Regions from separate parts of the Homo sapiens genome. Here region 1 is linked to region 2. A link is an interaction called in ENCODE POLR2A ChIA-PET data of the cell type or tissue named here. Cell type or tissue: OCI-LY7. All regions are shown on one strand. Each heading gives the region's core, and the rest is flanking DNA. Links, peaks and the distances in the headings are about the cores only. Region 1 has its middle 14 kb from the start of FOXN3-AS2. Region 2 has its middle 41 kb from the start of FOXN3-AS2.

Region 1 (2,914 bases), core at 316-2,815, 54 kb before region 2:
CCAAGCTGTGGCTCCCAGGGTTGAGAATATGAAGATCAAACTTTTCAGTGTGGATTCTGTAGGCTGGAAATAAGGCGATCCCTTTTCTGCCTGTCGTAAAGGTCACAGCCGACACTCCTATACCAAAAGACAGATTAACAAGAGTAAGCCATATCAAATTTAGTTAATCATAGCCTTATGTGACACAAGAGCCTTTGGAATGAAGACCTAAAGATACAGAGAAAGCTATCCATTTTTATGCTTAGGTTTGATGCATAATGGATAGTTGTGTAGAGCGGTGATTGGACAAGGAGAGAATGACCCCAGCAAGGCCTGACCGTTCAGATTCTTCCTGGCCTCTCTGAGTGGCATTCTTTCACTCCAGGTAGGGGGTAGACCTCCCCTGGAATGAGGGTCTTATGACCTACTATCAGACAAGGTAAATCAGAGAATTTCTTGCACAGAAAGGTGGGGATGGAGGGGAAGGTTAGAGATGTATTTCTAGGTTTTACGGCTGACTCTCGGGGAGAGGGGTTCTGGTTTCTATGTCCTTCTTTGGGGAAGAGGAATTCTAGTTTCTATGGCTTGCCTCGAGGGCAAATGAGGGGGTGAGAGACAGGAGAGCAGGAGAAAGTCAGAGAGGGACTTTGCTTCTGGGGCTACTTCTGAAGCATCCACTTTGTTGTATTGTTTCCTGAGCCCCAACTAGTCTAACTAAATTCCCACACGTCATCCCCACTTTCTCCGTATCTGATGCCTCTGATTCCTGAGCCTTCTTAGGATTCAGTGGGGTGAATGCATTTGATTCTGCTCCGTTCTCCCCTCTGCCGGAATTTTTGAGTGTCAGCTTTCCTCCTTCTGCCTGAGTTCATCTGTCACTCTTCCATATACCCTCAGTCTTCCAGAAATTACTCCATCTTTCTCATCTGCTGGGTCTCCTCTCCCTTTCTCATTGTCCCTGTGGGTTAACGTTAACTCTCCCAGGGCCAAAAGGATGACTTGCACGTCTTCAGTTTGCTTACAGGGCAAACATGAAGGCTTAAGAATCATTCATTGATTGGTTTGCCCATCTCCATAATCATTGAAATACTCTGCCCTTTTTCCATTTTTGAGCTTAAAAAAAAAATGTTCTCTATTGTGTGTCATTGGCAGGTGGGTAGATTCAAATGGTAACATCGACTTGGTGCCATATCCAACTCTTAGTAGGTTCCTTCTCCTTTCGGCTGCTTAGATGCCCAGGAAACCTGGGGCCTGCCCGGCATCAGTCCCTCCCCTGTGCCAAGCACTGCTGCCCTCTTTGGCCAAGCTGCCTTGTTTCCAAACTGTTCAGAAAGGAGGAGTCAGGAGGGGAAGTTGGGACAGCTCTGAGGTGCCTGAAGGGGCTGAGTTTCTCTTCCTCTCCTAAGCAGAAACAGGGTGCTCTTAAAATAGCCTTTGGAGCTTTGTGATGTGAATACAACCACACAGCCCTTCTCAGAATTTGCTTATTATGGAAAATAAAAATCACTAGGAATAGGCACCCCCCGCCCCCCCGCCCCCAATTCATTCTCATGGCTGATTTTAAGAAGCTGCATCTTGACTGTTGCTAGGTGGTTTCAGGGTAGAAAGCATCCAACTTCCAGTCCTGGGCTGCCTTCACAGCATTTCAGATTCATGCTGCATGGTGCGGCCGCAACTGTTCGCCTATAGACCTCGGCTGGGTGTGCTTTTTCTTCTTCTTCCCCTTATGCAGTCGAAGCAGGGAATAGGAAATGTTTCTGAGGCCTGGCATGGGCTGTGGGATTCTCAAATTGTGAGGACTACCACGACCAGGCTCAAGGAACTGGTGGTGCCTTCTGCCATCTTGAGATTTTTCAAAATGAGACTGATTTGACTTTTATCAATGATTTGATTTTGTGGAAGTTATTAAAGGTTCTGACAAGTTTATTGTGTTTTTAAGTGACTCACACCTGTAGGTAAATCTGAAATGCTTTTGTAAGTCTGGGTAGTGGTCTGGAGAGAAGGGTGTGTCTTTTCTAGATATTAGGAAAACACATCATCTCATACAAGGGCAAGAGTGTTTTGGTCTCATGATCTGGGAGTGCACATGGTAAACAGCTGTGCTGGTTAATTATTATCAGAAAAAAAAATGACTGCAGTTCAAATATTTAATTTTTTTTTGGTAGATGTTTCCCGACCTTGACTTGGTTTATAGTTAATAATACCATACAGCAAGTCACTAGATTTGTGGCATATGTTTTGCAACTAGTTAATCTTTGAGGGCACACTAAGAAGTTGCATGGTGAGAAGCTAGACATTGTACACCCTTTAAAAGATGTGTGTTTGATTAGGTTTCACAAAATTCCAGGCTAGAAGTATTTCAGTCATGGGAACTAGATGGCCCAGTTGTCTGGGTATTAAAGTGTCCCAAAATCATTGTTTTTCAGAGGAGCGTTGGCTTTGCCCCTGGGTATCTAACGCCTTGGGTTTCCATCTTTGCCAAATCCTTCTTCATGAAGACAGCAGCCCTACCCCTGCTATGTCTTAAATCACATATCTTCATACTTAACTAGCTATATAGGAGAGCTACCATCCAGGTACTGACCAGGAGTTTAACCACAAATATACTGCTACCCAACACCTTTCCAGTATTTGGTTGGGCATGGTGATATCTGTGGAGGATTGCTGGTTGTCTGACCTGTTCCTGAATTTAACCTGGCCATTAGTGAGCTCTCTACGTAACATGATGTTAGCCTAGAGCACTCCCTGAATTGTCCTTTATCTTGGTGCTATCGGGCGGTGTTGATGGTTGTTAAGTTGCTGGATGCTGAAACAGAAAAGCTGACAAACACCCATTGCTGAATTTTTACTTTACCCAAGTCACGATTCCTGGGCTTTTTTTGTCCTATATTAGGTGATTCTTGCATTGCTATAAATACCTGAGACCGGGTAATTT
Region 2 (2,914 bases), core at 261-2,760:
TCTCGGCTCACTGCAACCTCCGTCTCCCAGGTTCAAGCGATTCTCCTGCCTCAGCCTCCCAAATAGCTGGGATTTCAGGCATGCACCACAATACAATAATTTTTGTATTTTTAGTAGAGACGGGGGTTTCATCATGTTGGTCAGGCTGGTCTTGAACTCCTGACCTCGTGATCCGCCCGCCTCGGCCTCCCAAAGTGCTGGGATTATAGGCGTGAGCCACCGCGCCCGCCGACCTTATTTAATCTTTATAAGCCTCACTTTTCACATCTAGAAGACAGACACAAATAATACCTATTCCTCTTGCTTATGGGTTTCTTTGGGTTGCATTTATCTGTGAAATGCTATTAAAATAGCTAGTGTGTACTCACTACTTTCTAAGCACTTTAATCCTCACAGCAGCTTCACAAAGGTCATTATTGCTATTACTTACATTTTAGAGATGCAGATAGTTACAGAGGCTGAAACCTGACCTAGGGATACACAGCTAGGACTAGTGGCATAGCCAGGATTTGAAACCAGGCCTACCAGATTTTGGAGCCCCCATGTCCATAGCCACCACACAGTGCTGGCAAGGCTTTTCATCTGTGCTTCATTCCTCACCTAAAACATCTTGCCGGTGGCTTTATTTTGCCTCCAGTGACCTTTGCAGAGTGTTGATGTATTGGAAAGACTCAAGATCAGCTCAAACACATGTGCCGTTATTTACAACTATTTAATCTTTGTCTTTAATAATATAGTCTTTTATCATTGAATAGAACCAAGTTTATGGAGTAGAATATACGACTAATTCTTTTGTACTAACTGGGTGTTACAAACGACTTATGTTTCTATGGGCATATACATAAATCTCCCTCCCATTGTTAACAGAAAATCAATTGTGACTCTGACTTCATCCTTTTGGGGAGTTCTTCTGAAGATCCATATTATGAAGAGGTAAAAAGTGAAATTGTAGAGAATATAATGAGATGGATTAGAGCAGGGGAAAGATCTTGAATGGGGTAGGCTTGTTAAGAAGAGTTGCCAAAGAACAGAATAGACAAAGGTAAGGAAGTAGGTTTGGCAAACTCAGCAAGCTCTGCTTGTTGAAAAGACAGTCTGGAAAATATTCTAGAAGTTCACACACAGGCAGTTGCAATCCAAGGACAACTTAACAGCACCTCTTTAGTAAAAAGTTTATTCACTGTATTTTCTCTGTACTAGGTCACTGCTGGGTGAAAAAAAGGCTGCATTATCTGCTAACCATGAATGGGTGTCTTTTAAGTATTACTGCTTGAAGATTCAGGAAGCTCAAGAATAATAATTCAAATAAAATGCTGTTCCATGTCTTGACCTGTGTTCAGTGTGCCAAGAAATAGTACTGAAAAATGCCAGGGTTACACATTTTGTGGCTGGGGAGGAATGTTTTGATCAACCTTCAGCTGCTCATAAAAAATAAATACTGCCGTGTTCTTATATGGACTGTTTCTTGAAGATCTTTTAGAGTAGATTTCCAGCTGAAATTTCACCTTAACTTAAAAAAAAAAAAAGAGGAAAGAAAAGGAAAGCTGTGCGTTATTTAAAACATTAGGCATGTCATGCCAGAGTAAAATAATGGAATCATAAAGAGAAAATGCTCCATTGAGATAAAACAGCTGTCCTTTATAGTCACTGCGTAAGTGTAATTCATCTGCTGTTTGTAGGTTATGCCTTAATGGGAAGGAATATTAAGGGAATGAGAAAAAAAATTCTTCATTAAATGGAAGAGCCTTGCACAAAATATATCTTCAATTGAAGCAGCTGTTTTAGAAGAGCAGATTCTGAGATGTGGGCAGAAATATATCCCCGGAGCTTCTGCTGCCTGGGATGCAGGAAGAATGGCATAAACAGGATGAGTGGAGCAGTGGATAGAACGGGCCTCTTGGCATCAGAGGGAGACTTGGTAGAGGCCACCGCCTAGCGCATCCGTTCTCATACCTTGATGCACGTTGGAATCACCTGGGAAGTTTGAACAAGTCTGATGCCCAATTCCACATCCAGAAATTCTGACTGAATTGGTTTGGGATGTGGCCTGGGCATGGACATTTCTACAGGTTCCCCAGGGGAGTCTTAATATACAGCAAAATTTGAGCACTGGCCTAGAAGGTGACTAATTTCTTTTTCTTCTTGCAGCTAGGGCAGTTTGCCGTAGGGACTTAGGTTGGAAGATTGCATGCACCGGCAGACGTTGGAGCAGAGCCCTGGGTTAAGGCTGGTTAGACAGCTTCCTTTCTTTAAGGGCTAAAAGGTAAAATTCCAATGTTTCTTCGAAAAATGAGTCTTGAAAGTTTTTCCTATCAAAAAGAATACACAGGGCCAGGCATGCTGGCTCATGCCTATAATCCCAGCACTTTGGGAGGCTGAAGTGGGTGGATCACCTGAGGTCAGTTCCAGACCAGCCTGGCCAACATGGTGAAACCCGTCTCTACCAAAAATATAAAAACTAGCTGGGTGTGGTGGTGCGCACCTGTAATCTCAGTTACTTGGGAGGCTGAGGTAGGAGAATTGCTTGAACCCGGGAGGCAGAGGTTGCAGTGAGCCGAGATAGAGCCACTGCACTCCAGCCTGGGTGACAGAGTGAGACGCTGTCTCAAAAAAAAAAAAAAAAAAAAAAAGAATGTATAATTATATTCTATCTGAATTCCATAGTGGGTGGCGGGGGGGAAGCACATCTCTAGTCAGGCAAAATTCCCAGGAAGGGGATGATTAACAAGGTGACACTTACCAAGGCTTCTTGGGGAATGAAAATCTTGACCCTGATTTGCTGCTATAAAAAACAAAGCCAAAAACCAGTCAAGCAAAAAGCAACCAAAGAAAGAAGAACGAAAACAGTAGAGCCACATTCTTGGTTATAGGTCAGATCACCAGAACCCCACATCTCAACTTAAGTGGGAGCTTT

What was found. Peaks named below come from ENCODE experiments on the same cell type or tissue, not always from the same donor. Only the 100,000 strongest peaks of a DNase experiment are listed, where the experiment ranks them.
Region 1: POLR2A ChIA-PET joins it to region 2 with 5 read pairs; 3 of 35 experiments call an interaction of 5 or more read pairs at or near these places.

The regions. Positions count from the first base shown.
Region 1 is chr14:89,588,330-89,591,243 of GRCh38, reverse strand. It overlaps a transcript of FOXN3 not described here. Among named protein-coding and RNA genes, the nearest start is that of FOXN3-AS2, 14 kb to the right of the region's middle. In OCI-LY7, for the core only: no CTCF peak of the experiment used is centred there; a DNase peak (open chromatin) is centred at 1,383.
Region 2 is chr14:89,533,817-89,536,730 of GRCh38, reverse strand. It overlaps a transcript of FOXN3 not described here. Among named protein-coding and RNA genes, the nearest start is that of FOXN3-AS2, 41 kb to the left of the region's middle. In OCI-LY7, for the core only: no CTCF peak of the experiment used is centred there; no DNase peak of the experiment used is centred there.